Linked DNA regions of Homo sapiens: region 2 is linked to region 1. A link is an interaction called in ENCODE POLR2A ChIA-PET data of the cell type or tissue named here. Cell type or tissue: IMR-90. All regions are shown on one strand. Links, peaks and the distances in the headings refer to the core of each region. The heading gives the core; the rest is flanking DNA. Region 1 overlaps LOC105376080 (a long non-coding RNA gene). Region 2 overlaps C9orf85 (chromosome 9 open reading frame 85).

Region 1 (8,845 bases), core at 351-8,350:
AAGTGCCGCGCTCAAGGTCACACAGCTAGCAAGTAGAAGAGTCAAGAATCAAACCCAGGCAATAAAGTTCTAGGCATTATACTCTAAATCATTGAGCTAAACAATTTTGAAAGATTTTGTTTTGCATTTTACAAAGTTATCTAAAATTCACCTGCATTGGATTTCTTAGGGGTGCTTCTTAAAATGAAATTTCGCAGCCCAGTACATCAGATAACACAGTCTCTGGAAGCTGGGCATAGTTGGAAGATTAACAGCTCTCTTGTATAGCAAAGTTTGAGAATCTCTGTTCTAGTGAGTGTGGGAGGGAGATAGAAATTCTTTTTGGTTTTCTGGGCCCAAAAGATGCCTTGCAAAACTCTCTGAATTTTATATGTAAGTTTATGTCATCTGCAAATAGAGATAGTTTTACTTTCTTTCCAATCTGAATGCTTTTTATTTCTTTTTCTTGCCTAACTGCCCTGGCTCGACCATCCAGTACCTTGTAGAAATGATGAGAGTGAACAACCTTGTCTTGTTACCGGCTCTCCAGATTTTGAAGGGAAAACTTAAATGGGTTTTTCTTAATATATTGAGAATTCACTGTTGAAGATCATAGCTTGGTGTCTGCCATTCCTAACCTGGATTCCATCAGAAGATGCCTACACACCAGAAATACCAAATATCCTTCTAATTCATTCACAGACAGGAAGTATGGTCTTCCCAAAAGGACACCTGGCAGGAAAGCCAGGCATACATAGATTCTTATAGAGCACTAATGAATGTGAATGAAAGTCATCAGCTCTTGCCCTCCAAATTCAGCGTAAGGACTAGGTATGTAAATGATCTCTCCCAGTGAAGATTTGTTGAAGTTAAATAATGAACATTTTCAAATTATACATGTATAAGTCCCATAGAATTGGTGCTAAGCCAGCATGTCTGGGGGCTATGCATTTTTAAAAGTCCTGGGCATTATAATCCACTCCCTAGTTGATATAGATTGTATATCTGTCCCTATCTGAATCTCAAATCGAAATGTAATCGCCAGCGTTGGAGGTGGGGCCTGGTGGGAGGTATTTGGGTCATAGGGGCAGATTTCTTGTGAATGGTTTAGCAACATCCCGTTGGTATTGTCGTCATGATAGTGAGTGAATTCTCCCAAGATCTGCTTGTTTAAAAGTGTGTGGCACCTTGTTCTCTCCCTCCCTTGCTCCTGCCTTCGCCATGCGATGTGTCTTGCTCCCTCTTTGACTTCCACCATGATTGGAAGCTTCCTGAGGCCTTCCCAGAAGCAGATGTCACTATGCCTCCTGTACAGCCTGCCAAACCATGAGTCAATTAAACCTCTTTTGTTATAAATTGCCTAGTCTTAGGTATTTCTCTATAGCAATGCAAGAACGGCCTAACACACTAGTGAAGAAACACTGCAGTGTAGAAGCCAAGCTTTAGAGAAAATCTGATGTTTCCTGAATCCTGTCAAGGTCCCCACAAACAGTACTCTCATACGGATGAAGAAATAAAAGGCCATGGCTGCCTAAATTCCCCCCAAATTAAATGGTGTAAATCAACCGTCAGTAATTGTTCACAGATCCTGTGGGTCAGGATTTCAAACAAAGTTTGGAGTGGGTCTGCACCATGACATCTGGAACGTCAGTTGGAAAACTTGAAGCCTGGGGCTGGGATTATCTGAAGGCTCATTGCTTCATAGCTAGTGATTGATGCTGGTTGTTGGCTGAGACCTTAGCTAGGGCTGTTGGTCAGAACACCTATATGTGGCCTCTCCATGGGTTTTGAGCTTCCTCACATCATGGTGTCTGGGTTCCAAAGGCAAGAATCCCAACAATGCAGAAGCAATATCATCTTGTCTGACCTAGCCTTAAAAGTCATACAGCATAACTTTTGTTGTATTTTGCTTGTAAGAAGCAAGTCACTAATGTGGGCCATACTCAAAGCAGGAGAATTAGACTGCATCGTTTATGGGAAAAATATCAAAGAATTTTTAGACATACTTTAAAATCATCACAGGTGCTGTGCAAAGAAAACAATATAATAAAACATCTAACATTTATGGGGTACTTATGGGTCAGATACTCTCCTAAACACTTTATGTAAATAATCCCAGTCCTCCCTTACTCTATACGACAGGTGATATGATAATCTATGTTATAGATAAGGAATGTTCAGTTGTATAACTTGCTATCTCAGAGCATAATCTAAAGCATAACTTGCTAGAAGTAATGGTCATATGATTAAAACCCAGTCATTTGTGCTTCAGAAATATTTTCTTACTCACTACTGTATGCTATACTAGAACTGAGGAGATGTGGGATCTAGTCCAAAGTACTAATCTGGGGAGAAATCTATTATGCTTAACGTGGTTTCCATGCTCAAAGCCCCATTCTGAGGAAAGATGACATTCAACTTTATCTGTCTGTCCTATTCTGTTTGACCAGGGATAGACACCTCCCTGAATAAAGCCATCATCTGTAATAACGCTGAGATCTGGAGGAAGAGCTCTGTAGCACTACTGCAGAGTTGCTACATGAACCCATCAGATCCTCCCTCCAGGAACTCGAATGTAAATCCATTCAAGAGAAGTCAACCCTTGGAAGATGGACAGAAGGGAAAAGACACACAGAAAATAAGCCAGAAAGCATCCACAGGAAGCAGAAGCTCTGGCAAGCAGGAATTAAGAAACAGAGAAAAGGAAAGTGGAAACATATGAATGCATGTAAACAATAGCAGTAAAAGCAAGGCAGAAAGTAGTTAGTGCCCATAACAGCAAAGGACTGAAGCAGGCAGACAGATACCTACATTTAAGGAGTATCTGCCAGAGCAAAAGAAGTAGATTGGGTATAAATTCACCTTATGTGCCTGCAGTGTTTAGTGCTTGGTGAGGTTTGGTCATGTTACCGCTGACATCTGCTACCCCTGTGTGTCCTTAAAATCAATCCTTATTATCTGATGTAACCATGAACTTCTCTTTCATTCCTTATGGCTTAAAATACCTTACCCACCAACTGTGCTATTAATGACTTGTGTGGCCCGAGATAGGTCACTTCCCTTGTCTACCTCGGTTTTCTTGGTGACAAGATGAGGGTTTGACCAGGTGATATCTAAGTTCACTTCCAGCTCCAATGCATATTATTTTGAACTTTAGCATGAAAGGGTTTGGTCACAGTTCTATTGCAAAATCCTGGAAATATCACCACCTTCTTTATTTCCAGCCCCTTCTCCAGCCACAGAGCGCTTTAAACTTGAGACTCGCCTCATAAGGAATCTAAATGCAGTGCCACTGTGCAAATTAGCTGTGCAGCATCCCAGGGGCACCCCAAGCAGGCTTGCCCAGCCTCATGCAATGCTTTCTGTTGAGCTATCAGGAGAGTGTATGCTCTGGCCCCATCTCTCCATTCTCAAGATACTTTTTCAACCCCTACTAGAAAGAGATGAAAACAAACTATGGGAAGTTGCAAACATGTTGATGGGAATTGAGGTAAAATGCAGAAAGGTTGCTGGGTCTGGTGTGGTTGGAGGTGACTATACCACTGTCCGAAGGAAATCTGGAAGGGATGATTTTACAGGTTTTACTTAAAATTTCATTTCTGGCCGGGCGCGGTGGCTCGCGCCTGTAATCTTAGCATTTTGGGAGACCAAAGTAGGCAGATCACTTGAGGTCAGGAGTTCGAGACCAGCCTGGCCAACATAGTGAAAACCCGTCTCTACTAAAAATACAAACATTAACCAGGACTGGTGGTGCGTGCCTGTGGTCCTAGCTACTCGGAAGGCTGAGGCAGGAGAATCGCTTGAACCTGGGAGGCAGAGGTTATAGTGAGCTGAGATTGTGCTACTGCACTCCAGCCTGGGCAACAGAGTAATAATAATAATAATAATAAATTTCCTCCCAAGAAGGATTTATAACAGAATAATCCAGCATTTGCGTTTGTAAGACATGGGCCCACAGGACTCTTGTGTTAACCTCTGCCCTCTCACACACTTTCATCTGCTCCATCCCTGCATGAGTTTGGGTTTAAAGGAAACCTAGGCAGAGCTCCAGGCAGAACATTTGGAGACCTGGAAATGGTCTTGCCTGTGAGACCAGCTTATTGTGTGACTGTAGGCAAAAACTTCTTGGGGTTCTCAGTTTTTCCACTTGTATTAAAGATGATATTGTCTATTTCTTCTTATGTCAATGGAATTCTATGCCAGTTAATGAGACACTGGGCTCTATTGTCCCCAGTTTCTCAGTCAATCCCTTGCACTAAGCCAAATGTTCAGAGAGAGATGTAGGTTAACTCTTTCAGGCCTTCAGGGAATTGCTTTATGTATCACGAGTGCATTGAACTAAATAGCATTCTTGCATGGTATGCTTAGTGCAGTACCGGAATGCACTGAATGGTATGAATAGTACTCTAGAGGCTTGAAAGAGTTAATGGGCCTGCCTCTGGGAGTGCTGACTGAATGCCAAGACATGACATAAGATACAAGAAAGAGAGGCTAAAAAATCTTTACATGGGGGAAAAATTTAGTGATCCATTAGTAACCACTGAACTGTACTTTCTTCTCACCCTGCCCCTTTCCCAATCTCTCTCTCTCTCTCTGTCTCAAACACACACACACACACACACACACACACAAACACCTTGATATCATGTTACTGACCAGACTGGGAAAACTAAACTGAGCTGAGGGCTGAAAATGTGCCTTGAGTTCTTGGAAAAGGAAATAAATACACATTACCCTGGACTGCCCCTTTGTATTCATTGGATGGGGGATTTTTTTTCCCCTCCTATTCACAGAAGCACCATTACTAACCTGAGAGTTATGGTTGGTTTATTTCAAACCTGGGAGCCAATGAATAAATACCCCTCTGTGAGTCTACTAAGAAACTTCGAGTAACATGTAGTAAAACACTGCTGATTGCTCATTAGCCAGAATATAATGTCAAAATTTCTAAGCTTGAAATTCAAGGAACTTCCCTGCCTGATTTTGACCTACATTTTCTACCACTAGAATGGAAGCTTCTTAGGAGCAATGACTGCTCACATTGTTCATTATGGCATTATGTGTCTGTCTTTTTGACCCTGAAGATTTGTGAGCCCAAGGGCAGTCTGATGTCCTGGTGTATTTGGGAACTTTTCTGTTAATATGCCAGAACAGCTGCAGCCTCTTTCTCTATGTCTCTTCGTTTTTTTTTTTTTTTCTGTGTCCTCATTCTTTGTGCTCACTCTTCTCTTACCTCCACCCCCTTAAATTGGCTGAATGAAGATTGTTTGGGTTTTTTTTTGGCTCATGTTCATGGAATTCACTGATCTTACCATGTTCCCCATCATCCTGAAGCAGCTGGATTGATAGAATGGTGGAATGGCTTTTTGAAGTCACCATTACAATGCCAACTAGGTGACAATACTTTGCAGAGTGGGGGCAAAGTTATCCAGAAGGCCATGTATGCTCTGAATTAGTGTCCAATATATGGTACTGTTTCTCCCATAGCCAGGATTCACAGGTCCAGGAATCAGGGGATGGAAGTGGAGGTGGCACCACTCAACATCACCCCTAGTTATCCACCAGCAAAATTTTTGCTACCTGTTCCCATGACATTATGTTCTGCTGGCCTAGAGGTCTTAGTTCCAGAGGAAAGAACGCTGCCACCAGGAGACACAACAACGATTCCATTAAACCAGAAGTTAAGATTGCCACCTGGACACTTTGGGCTCCTCCTACCTTTAAGTCAACAGGCTAAGAAGGGAGTTACAGTGTTGGCTGGGGTGATTGACCCTTACTACCAAGATGAAATCAGTCTACTACTCCACAACAGAGGTAAAGAAGAGTACACATGGAATACAAAAGATCCATTATGGCATCTCTTAGTATTGCTATGCCTTGTGATTAATGTCAATGAGACACTACAACAGTCCAATCCAGGCAGGACTACAAATGACCTAGACCCCTCAGGAATGAAGGTTCGGGTCACTCCACCAGGAAAAAAGCCACTACCTGCTGAGGTGCTTGCTGAAGGCAAAGGGAATACAGGATGGGTAGTAGAAGAAGGTAGGCATCAATACTAGCTATGACCATGTGACCAGCTGCAGAAACGAGGACGGTAATTGTCATGAGTATTTCCTCCTTCTTTTGTTAAAAACATGTTTGTGCATGTACACACTTGCACTAAGAAAATATCTTCATTTTATTTCCTTTTCCTTTATCACGTGACATAAGACTTATTGACTTCATATCAGCATTTAAGTATTGCTAACTTTATGTAATAGTATTTTGGGTTTGGGATTGGTGCATTTCTGGTTGTACAAAGGACAGTTGTATTATGTTAGGTGTAATTATGAGCTCGCTCATTATTGTCTTTATTTGAAGATTATGTATGATCTCAGGAGATTTGTATGGGTTCAAGTTGACAAGGGGTAGACTTGTGTTGTTTAATACTAAGTGTCAACTTGATTGAAGGATACAAAGTATTGATCCTGGGTGTGTCTGTGAGGGTGTTGCCAAGAGATTAACATTTGAGTCAGTGAGCTGGGGAAGGCAGACCCATCCTTAATCTGGTGGACACAATCTAATCAGCTGCCAGTGAATATAAAGCAGGCAGAAAAATGTGAAAAGGAGAGATGGGTCTAGCTTCCCAGGCTACATCGTTCCCCTGTGCTGGATGCTTCCTGCCCTCGAACATTGGATGCCAAGTTCTTCAGTTTTGAGACTTGGACTGGCTCTCCTTGCTCCTCAGCTTGCAGACAGCCTATTGTGGGACCTTGTGATCATGTAAATTAATACTTAATAAACTCCTCTTTTTATATATATATATCTCATATATATATATATATCTCATATATATATATATCTCATATATATATATATATATATGTATCTATAGCCTATTAGTTCTGACTCTCTAAGAGAATCCTGACTAATACAGTTAACCATTTTTATTATTTAGTAAAACAATAAAAAATTGACATTCTTTGTTTTGTCTGTCCCTCCCATTCTTCCTTTCCCAAAAAACTATTGGTCCATGAGATCCAAAATATTCAGATCTATTCAACTAAATGTTATGGTTTCTAGGAGCATGGCCCATGCTTTAATGTTTCTTTTAAGCATATAATATTATGTAAACAGCTGCTCAAATGTTCTGATAAAGTGCTTGTTTCAATTTATTGTCCCAGTTTCTTCTAAGCCTGTTGGTATACCTGCATGGCTAAATGCAATATGTCTCTACAGTGACATGAATAACATATTTATGCATATATATTTACTTAATACCATTTGGTAAGTGTTAATTAAATATCAACTCTCTCAAAATTTAAAATTTCCATTGTAAATTTTTTTTAAAAAATATTTTCTTTAACAAATGATCAAGAGTAATGCTATAAGAACAACAACAAAAATGCAAACTGGGAAAAATCTCCCCTGAGGCTCAGACAATCTGCTGCCTTTTGGTATAATTCACTCAGGGATAAGAAGATCTTAGAAAATGCATGATAAAGAATAGACAACAAACAGTAAATACTCTGGTTGAATTTAATTAGCAGTGATCTTCATGATACTAAAGTGATTGTTTTTTAAACATCTCTGTCCCTGACAATTAGCCACGGTGAAGAAGGCGGCAATAACTGTCTAAAAGGTAAGCACTGTGGCTTCAAGGTAACACAGCAGAAGCTAAGAAAGGTGCTTTCCGCAACATTTAGGCTGTTCTACAAAGAAGTATGGGAGCATGGAAATGGAAAGGTAGAAACAAAGGAATCAGAGTTGTAAGTGTAGAAATGCACCTTTGGAGAGAAGGAGGATATTTCCTTCTCCTTTTCCACTTTTATAATCCTCAGTTTTGTTTTGTTGTTGTTGTTTTTGAGACAGTCTCACTCTGTCACCCAGGCTGGAATGCGGTGGTGCAGTCTCAGCTCACTGCAACCTCCACCTTCTGGGTTCAAGCGATTCTCCTGCCTCAGCCTCCCATGTATCTGGGTTTACAAGCGCACGCCACCACGCGTGGCTAACTTTTGTATTTTTAGTAGAGATAGGGTTTCACCATGTTAGTCAGGCTGGTCTCGAACTCCTGACCTCCTGATCTGCCTGCCTCGGCCTCCCAAAGTGCTGTGATTACAGGCGTGAGCCACTGCGCTTGGCCTTTTTTTTTTTTTTTTTTAAATGCCTGTTTTCTATACAAAATCTACATCCAAAACTCCTTTAGGCTATATTTTTTTCAAGGCTGAAGTAAGGGAGTAATCCTAATTTCTTTCACAGATTTCAATTTCAGCTACTATATGAATCACAGGCTGGGCAGATTAGAAATTTATGAGGAATAATCCAAATGGCAGAATCTTGAGAGTAATTCTTGTTTGAAGCACAGATCTTTTTCTTTTACATTTTCCTTATATGAGTTTTAAATTTCTTGAGTAAGGTAGTGAGAAATTTCTTGAGTAAGGTAGTGTGGGGAAAATGGGGACATTATTTCTGAGATTTTATTAGGATAGCAGAGAGGCACAGGTGCATAGCATAATTATCCTATCTACACTCAATTTCATTGCCAAGTAGGGCCAGTTGGTGCTTCTAAGGATTCCTCTTGACTGACAGATCACAGAAACTTGACCACTGAGGCATGAGGCATGATAGGGCGACCACTCTTGTTTCCAAAATGTGAAAGAAGCCCTAAAATTTCAAGGGGAGCAGCTGAATTAATATTACTAGGGAGGTACAAAACTTCCTAATGAAAGTGTTTTCAAGGCTCCTCTTCAGCTGACATATGTCACAGCCTGACAGGTTCTTTTTGCCTGCTTCCCAGAAATACCAATGCACTAAGAACGGCAGGTATTGCAGCAAAGAGAGTTTAATTTGCAGGGCCAGCCAAGTGGAAGGACAGGAGGTATTT
Region 2 (8,845 bases), core at 542-8,541, 560 kb before region 1:
GTCCTAATTCTTTTCCAATTTATCTGCTTATTCTTGAGGTGGAATGACATTTTTAGAACTTTATGGCAAACATTTTCTTTGATATTTTCTCAGATGTATTTTTAGTTAGAAGAGTTGGAGCTACATTCTAAAATGTTAACGCAAATTGTCCTTTTGTAACTAACTTGTATGACGCATTTTCTGTTTTGCTTTTGTTTTTGCAGAGTCTTATGTCATAAAGAAGTATTTCTTCTTGTAGTTGATGGAGTTATGTATATGTAATAATTTTCAAATGATGGTCCATCAGCAGTAGAATTCAATTACAACTTTACACTAATCAGACCCAGTTTTGGAGGTCAGCTGATATTGTAGGCCATTCCCAGCATCATGGATATGAAATGCCAAGCTAAGCTAGGGATTATTTTAAATGCTTTGTTGTTCTGAGAATATTTATATAGGTTGCTTACATCAGGTGTCTGTCTTGTTTGTTTTTAAATGACTCATGCCACTGAAGTCATCAATTTGAGTAATATATTTGACATCATGGTATATACTTATATATGTGAATGTTCAATATACCATCATTAGTCTTTATCATAAGGCACTATAGTAATAGGATGTCATGTTTCCCATAAACTTGAATGACATAATAATGCTAAATCTGGTTTTCAGTAAAACTAGAATAGTCATGTGTGGTAAGTTGTCATCTATTATTGATATAAAATAGTATTGTGGTTACTTTTACATATGTAACACTGTTGCTTGAATTTAAACGCACCAATACAGAACAATGAGCAGTTCTTTGACTCTCATATGATGATTCAATGTCAGCTAGTCCTTAGTATATTAAAAAAAAATTCCTGGCTTACTGTGGTAGTTAATTCTAATTTTAATGTGTCTCTAGGGACACATTTATTAAGGTCTTTTATTCACTGCCCAGTAAGAAAAGTCAGTCAAATTTAACTGAGGTATTTTTCTAATTCAAAATGGCTGACTGAACATGTACTTAAAATTTTCCTTTTCTTGGCTGGGCACGGTGGCTCAGGCCTGTAATCCCAGCACTCTGGGAGGCCAAGGCGGGTGGATCACTTGAGGTCAGAAGTTCAAGACCAGCCTGATCAACATGGTGAAACCCCGTCCCTACTAAAAATACAAAATTAGCCATGCATGTTGGTACACGCCTATAATCCCAGCTACTTGGGAGGCTGAGGCAGGAGTTTTCTTTTTCCCCAAATCTCAGTAAGAAGAAAAAGAAAGAAAAAAAGAACTATGATACCAAAAAACTGAAGAAGGTTCTGTCGGCAGAAAGCAGCATTAAGGAGAGCAGGACAAAGACAGGTCCCTTCTCTGAAGCTGGAGGAGACGGTGGACTCCGTTGTCCAATCAGACTCTCTTGGGAAAAAATATAGGGAGGCAAAATTCGAAGAAAAGGAACATATAGCTGAAAGAGACTGTTTTAATCAGTCAGTAGCTTCTGATAAAGGCCAGATTATCTATAAGAAATGAACAAGCTGTTTTTTTATATATCTGAATGTAGCGAACTTTGTAACATATACATTGAGCAGTTAAACAAAAAAGCAAAATAAGTTCTACTTTTATTTTAAAAATTAAGATAACTAAAGATATGGAGAGGATTAGATTTATACAACTAAACAGTGTATGAATTTACAACATAATATGGGTGGAAGTTAAGGTTTTTTCAGTAAAACTCTAGAATAATGCCAAGATAGAAGAACAACTTTCTAAAGTGGGGAAATGCCATGAAAGAGAAAGGCAGAGCAGTATACCTGATCCCTGTTGGTCTTAGAGCTTAACAAAGAAACCCTTGTGCTTAGAAGCAAAATGCTTCCTGTGTATACTAAAGCAAAGCCATAGCTCTTAATTTTTAGTCTGTCAACAGAGCCAGGGATTGTATAATTAATATCTGAATTCACTTCCAAAGCAATAGTGATTCCCAATTCTGCTTTAGTAATGCATTCTATAGCTACAGCTCTTTAATCACTAGCAGCACTGTCCATTAGACCTTTCTGTGATAGAAATATGCCCGATAATTGCTATCCATTTTGGTAGCCAGTAACCACATGTCCCTATCGAGCACTTGACATACAACCAGCACAACTGGGGAATTTTAATTTTATTTAATTTTAGTTCAATTTAAATAACCAAATGTGAATACTGGTTACCATATTGGATAATGTAGATTTAGGCCCTCATTTATAAATATGAGCTAAGCAGACTAAACTTTTTAGGAAAATAGAAACCATGAAACGCATGCTAGAAACCCTCCCATGCCCAGTTAAGAGAGGTAATGTAAGTCACAGAAGAGTACTTTTAAAAACCCGAAACCCGAAGTATCCTAAATTATATCCTTAATGATTCAAATAGCTTTCAAAGTCCAAAAACCAGCAAACACTGCTGTTGAAAAAAAAAAAAAAAAAAAGAATCCTGTGACATTGCTTAAAAACTACCACTGTGGTTGTAGAAATGTAAACATCTTAATAGAAAGGCTGAATAGGACAAGGTTAAAGACTAAATTAGTGATTTGGGAGATCAAGCCAATGGGCTTGTCTAAAACCTAGTCAAAAAGGTCAAAGTGATAAAAATTATGAAATAAAATTTGATATTTGGAGGCTCAAGCTAAGAAAGCTGCTCTGTCTAAAGGAAATACAGAGGACATGGAAGGTAAGAAAGAAATGATAAAAAGAAAAAAAAAACTCCAAAGTTAAGGAAAATCTTAAGCCTTCAAGTAGAAGGGTTCTATCAAGTGCTTTCTAGGATTATTGTGGGAAAAAGATGTTACCTAGACATATCATGGTGAGGTTGGTAAACTCCAGTGGTAAAGAGAAATTGCTACCCTCTTTCAGAGGAACAAAAGAGGTTAACTACAAAGCAACTGTAAGTAGGCATCAGACTTCTCATCTATTATCATAAAAAGTAGGGTAAGGTCTACAAAATACTGTAAAGGAGTATTTTGAATTTAGAATTTCTTATAGAGCTAAGCTATGGCTCGCTCATATGTCAGGGCAAAAAATCATCCAGGCTGAAAGTTTGTCAAAAAAAAAAAAAAAAAAAGTATACATTTAGGGGTGTACTCCAGAATATAAAAAGATGCGAGAGAAGAAACTGATGAACCAAGAACTTAGGAAAACTGGGTTAACTTTAAAAATGATTGACAATATGGTAGTGAAATTTAATGCTGTTGTTATATAGAATTATAAAAATAGAAGAGGTAAATCTTTTAGAAGAAAAAAAAGTAAACTCATAGTTCCAGGTTTCAACCAAACCTAGGGATTAAAAATAAATGCAAGCTAACGATCTTGTCTTGTTTGGGTGGTGGAGAAGCCACAAACAAGAAAAATCAGTATTGCCATCAAAATTTTAAAGTCTGAGTGCCTATCATTCTGGCCTTTGTAGTGTTAATAGTCTAGCTGGGAGATAAGACCAGTGTACAAGAAGCAATAGTAAGCAATCTAGTAATATTACTAAGACCTTCTTATGATAAAAAGCTTAAAATTAAAAATAGCTGATAAGTTCTTGAAGTAGATTTTTAGTTCATTAGTAAAGTGATATTTGAACTGTAGTAGTATTTATATAATATAACATTAAAAACACGGGGTTTCTCCTCTCTGTAAAAAACAGTTAACTGGATTACTTTATTTTCTGTCCTTTATCAAGTTACTTGCATTTCATGGCCAGGCACAGTGGCTCATGCCTGTAATCCCAGCACTTTGGGAGGCCAAGGCGGGTGGATCACTTGAGGCTAGGAGTTTGAGACCAGCCTGGCCAACATGATGAAACTCCGACTCTAACTAAAAATACAAAAATTAGTAGAGCATGGTAGCACATTCCTGTGATCCCAGCTACTTGGGAGGCTGAGGCAGGACACTCGCTTGAACCCAGGAGGCGGAGGTTACAGTGAATCAAGATTCTGCCACTGTACTCCAGCCTGGGCAACAGAATGAGGCTCTGTCTCAAAAAAAAAAAAAAAAAAAAAAAAAAAAAGGCAATGGCTTATGTGAATATCTGCACGAGCTGTCAATTAGCCCTGTATCTATATGCCTCCTTCTCAATGCAAATTTTTCTAAAAGCTCACTTTGAAGAAATCAGTTAGTTAATTTCTTATTTTAAACACTATTTTAACTCTAAGAATATATTGCTTGCTGTTCAGATTTATAGAATGCACTGTGAGGAAGGGACTACACATCATGAATCTTCTGAATCTTTGAGATGCTTAGCATAATGCGGAGTACATACTAGCTCATATTTTTTTGGATTGTTCCTGTAGACAATAAAGAGATGGTCATGATACAGACTGTACTTAATTCTAACCTGTGACACATTTTATAGTTTAATATGTTGGAAGGAGTCCTAAACTTGGAGTCAGGGCCACACCAGGAGTAGACTCTTCACATGAATACTGAGTCACTCTTTATATAACTGTGGGTGAGTTATACCAACTCTTTATAAGTTAGAATATCAATAAATAACAGTACCACTTATTTTCCTTCACACAAGGATGATTTGAGAATAAAATGAAAAGAATTATAGGACAAATTCAGATACAGCAAAAGTATGGAAATAAAAGGTAGTATTTTATTACAGGTAATTTGCATTCTTCATTAAGAATATATATTAATTTTATCCCTTAGATTTTTATATTCTTGTCATCAAAATCCTCTTTCTGCTGTTTCTAAGAGTGAGAAAATGCTCTCAACTGAAGTTAGGCAGGTCACATGTGAATACTGAGCTTTAAACCAAATGAATCATGGTACAATCTAATTTCTTCCTGATGTGAGTTGACTCTTGAATTCATTGTTACCATAAATAGGGTATTCTTGTGACATATTAATATGACCAGAGCGAGGCACCTATCTTTGAGGAAGTTAGTTTTAAGATGGTCATTGTCCTCTTACACCTGCCCCAAGTAAATGACTTACGAAGCAGATTTTTTTTAAAGACAAAATCATTTGGTTTGTGGACATTACCAATTATTATGTTTGTAAGACTTAACTCCATACATCCCTATTAGGAAATCTCATTCTTCTTTTTTGTTTAATACATGTTAAACAATAGTCCATCAGTGGTTTGTCTCTTTTAAGATCACTAACTTGGGGCATACCGTACCGGTTGGACAAGATCTCAAATGGTGACTTAACTTTTAATGAGTGCTTATAAAAACATGTGTGTTGCCTCATGACACTATGCAATTGCTGCTTTAGTGGTGCTTTTTGCATTCCAGTTGAATTGTACATAGGTTGGCCCATATTGCTCACCATTTAGTTAGATCTTCATTGTTTAGATCTCAGTATGTTGAAAATCTGGGAACAGCATCATAGAAAACTATATCCTCCTCTCTTAGAACATTGCTTAGCAAAAATTATGTTTTGTTCTCTAAATGAACTTTTCCAACTTCGAAATTTTGTGACTTTTAAATAATGTATAATACTCTAATGTTATTCTAGGAACAAGCCAGCATGTTTGGCCTTATTTACAAAGCAGTTAATATACCAGTGTTAGAATAAGTCAAAACACTGTACCAATGAAAATGTGTGCTCTTCCAAGTAGTATATGTGTTTTATTTTAATATTTAGAAGATCTAAAAAGCTATAGGAACACATGTTCCACTTGTAACTTAATAGCATGCCTTAAACTTAAAGATATCTTTTTATGGATTCTGCCTCTGCTGCTTCTGATTAATTTTGTGACCTCAAGCAAATCTCTTAATTCTTTGAGCCTTAGGTTTCTCATCTGCAAAACGAGGATAATTATACCTACTCGTAGCCACAAGAATGTTGTAAAAATAGCAGGGAGAATTTTTATACAGAATTAGACATGTGGTTTGTAGATTTATGGTAGCAGTCTTTTGAATAAAAATTATTTAGTTTGCTATTATTTTTATAATAAAAACCAAAAGATTTATTTTATAATAAACTTTGTAGATAAATAATTCTTCCCTAAGAATGCTTTTGTCTGGACACCTGACCAAAGTACAGCCATGTTCCATGCACATAAAATCACTCAGACTTGAGTAAGCAGAAGAACATTGACCAGAAACATAAACAACCAAGCAGGGAGCTAAATGATAAGGATACTAGAAGATCTGAGAAGATAGAAACTCATGCATATAGCTATATTTCCTTTAATTTTCATGTGGATATTCTCTGTTGGAAGATAATGTTCCAGGTTCTCTATTCCCTGTTTTTCCCCAAAATACTTATTACTCTCCCGTTAATTATGATTTGCCACTTTCTGTATATGATGATGAAGGTATGGCTATGTGGACAGTAAAGACAGAAACAGGCCAGGCATGTTGGCTCACACCTGTAATCCCAACACTTTGGGAGACTGAGGTGGGAGGATTGCTTGAGCCCCAGGGGTTGGAGGCCAGCCTGGGCAACATAGTGACATAGTGAGACTCTGTCTCTACCAAAAAAAAAAAAAAATAGCCAGGCATGGTGGCACATGCCTGTGGTCCCAGCTACTAGGGAGGCTGAAGTGAAAGGATCACTTGAGCCTGGGAGGTGGAGGCTACAGTGAGCCGTGATCCCACCACTGCACTCTATCTGGGTGACAGAGCAAGACCCTGTCTCAAAAAAAAAAAAAAAAAAAAAAAAGACACAAACAAAGGTTGAGAATCACTGATCTAGAAATTACCCACATTTCTTAGCATGTTCCTAATTTTAGATTCACTAGCACATTTGGTCTGACCTTTGAACTTATAACTAAGGCAGAGGTAATTCAGTGGGAAGAGTGAGGAAGAAGGAATAGTCTCCCAACCTTCGAGGTGTTTAGATTTGGCTTAAATTTCAGGAATAGGAATAAAGGCCAGAAACTACTGATGTAAACTTTATTTTTTCTGACCATGGAGGAAGTCAATCCAGAAAACAGCTGATTTCTGTACAGTGCAGTACCCATGTCAATCCATGTCTGAATTAAGGGACTTTAGTCATACAGAGTGAGAATCTGGGAAAAATTACATCTGGGGGTGATGCCTTTTGATACGTGATTTTGGAAAAGCTTCTTAAATGATAGCTCTTCTGGATTCCTGACTTATGCCTCTACCATATCTTTTCCTGTCAGTTCAGAGATTATTCTGGAGACTGTTTCTGCGTATGCTAGACTAATATATCAGATATCTGAAACAGTCTCCAGAATGTTTAGTCTGTAACTAAACAGTGTTTAGTCTGTAAACACTGTATGTTTCAAAGCTTTCTTTAAGTCACTTGTTTGGAGCTCAGAATTCATCACCCCAAAGAATCAGTGCTCTCAATGGTGAAATTAAAAATCAGTCTAAGATTTAGTTTCCAAAAGAAAGGCAGTATGGAATAGTGGGGCAAATGATGAAATTTGGAGTCAGAGGCGTGGCCTTGAGCTCTGGTTGTAATATTTGGTAGATGTGTGATCTTGGACAGATTATTAAACCTGCCTGGATTTGTTTCTTCCTATATAAGATAGGAATAGTACTATTCATCCCTCAAGATAGTTGTAAGGAAATGATTTAATTAATTGTAAAAATTGATTTTTAAGCAGAAGGTACTCTACACTTGTCAGCGATTTATTATTTCTCACCTACACTAACCAGTGTTGTTTAAACTATAAGAATCATAACTTTCTTTTTCAGGAAAAGTATATCACGTCCTTAATAGTATTCCCAGTAGCAGAGGTGAGATAGGGAACACATTTCTCTAGAAATGTCGGTTTGCTTTAGCTGCCTAGGGCAGTGGTTCTTAGACTTTGGTGTGCTTAAGGATCATCTGGAAAGCTTGTTTAAAATGCAGAATCCCAGGTGCCAGACATTCTTAATCAGTATATCTTAGGGTTGAGTCCAGGAATGATCATTCTTAACAAGACTCATCTGTGATTCTGATGTATGTGCTCCTCAAATCATACATGAAACTATTCTAGTAATTACCTTCTCCTGTATTTGATGCTCAGATCTGATACTCCAGTCTACATGAGTAGCTTTCCAAGGAGCACACACACTCAGTTTGTACACACTCAGTTTGTACAGTTTGTACACACTCAGTTTGCCTTGGGAAATGGTCGGGGGAGGAAGAGATTATTTTCATAGAAGCTCATTCTATCTGAATTCTTTCTTGGCATTAATCATACCTTGCTTGCTCTAGTGCACTCCCCATCCCTTAACTGTAGGTTGTCAAAGTGTTGTCTATACAACAGAAACTCCTGAGTTATAAAACCACAATCTCAGAAGGTAGGGCCTGGAAATCTGATTTTTGATATAGTCTTCAGTAGGGTCTTATAGACACTAGAGATTGAGAACTGGCTTAACAGTTGCTCTTCTACAGAGTCATGACTTTGCCTCAGCTCTGTACTAATCATTTTCTGTGTAACCATTTATTGAATCTAGATCATTTCATCTTTATGAGACAATCTACGATAATAAAAAACAAAACAAAAAGAAGCAAACCCTGGGGAAAGAAGAGAATCTGACTTCCAGGGTTACTATCTTATTTGATTCAAATGTTCGGTTTTCAAGAAAAAAATCATAAGGCATAAAAGAAAAGGAAAATATGGCTCATTCAAAGGAAAAAAGTAAATCAACAGAAACTGCCTCTGAAAAAGAAGTGATGGTGGATCTATTAGAACTTTGAAATAGCTGTCCGAAAGATACTCAAAGAACTAAAGAAAGATGTGGAGAGAGTCAAGAAAATGATATATGAATAAAATGTAAATATCAATAAGGAAAAATCCTAAAAAGAAACCAAAAAGAAATTCTGGAGCTGAAAGTAGAGTAACTGAAGTGAAAAATTTACTAGAGGGATTCAAAGGCATTTTTGAGCAGCCAGAAGAAAGTATTTGTACACTTGAAGATAGGACAATGGAAATTGTCAAGTATGAGAAACAT

What was found. Peaks named below come from ENCODE experiments on the same cell type or tissue, not always from the same donor. Only the 100,000 strongest peaks of a DNase experiment are listed, where the experiment ranks them.
Region 2: POLR2A ChIA-PET joins it to region 1 with 6 read pairs; 1 of 35 experiments calls an interaction of 5 or more read pairs at or near these places.

Annotation. Positions count from the first base shown.
Region 1 is chr9:72,481,678-72,490,522 of GRCh38, forward strand. It overlaps LOC105376080 (a long non-coding RNA gene), which reads left to right. Exons shown (of 3, transcript XR_929925.3): 3 at 2,430-5,632. Among named protein-coding and RNA genes, the nearest start is that of TMC1, 36 kb to the right of the region's middle. In IMR-90, for the core only: no CTCF peak of the experiment used is centred there; a DNase peak (open chromatin) is centred at 4,484.
Region 2 is chr9:71,924,235-71,933,079 of GRCh38, forward strand. The region is part of intron 1 of C9orf85 (chromosome 9 open reading frame 85); the gene reads left to right. Among named protein-coding and RNA genes, the nearest start is that of C9orf85, 17 kb to the left of the region's middle. In IMR-90, for the core only: no CTCF peak of the experiment used is centred there; a DNase peak (open chromatin) is centred at 5,197.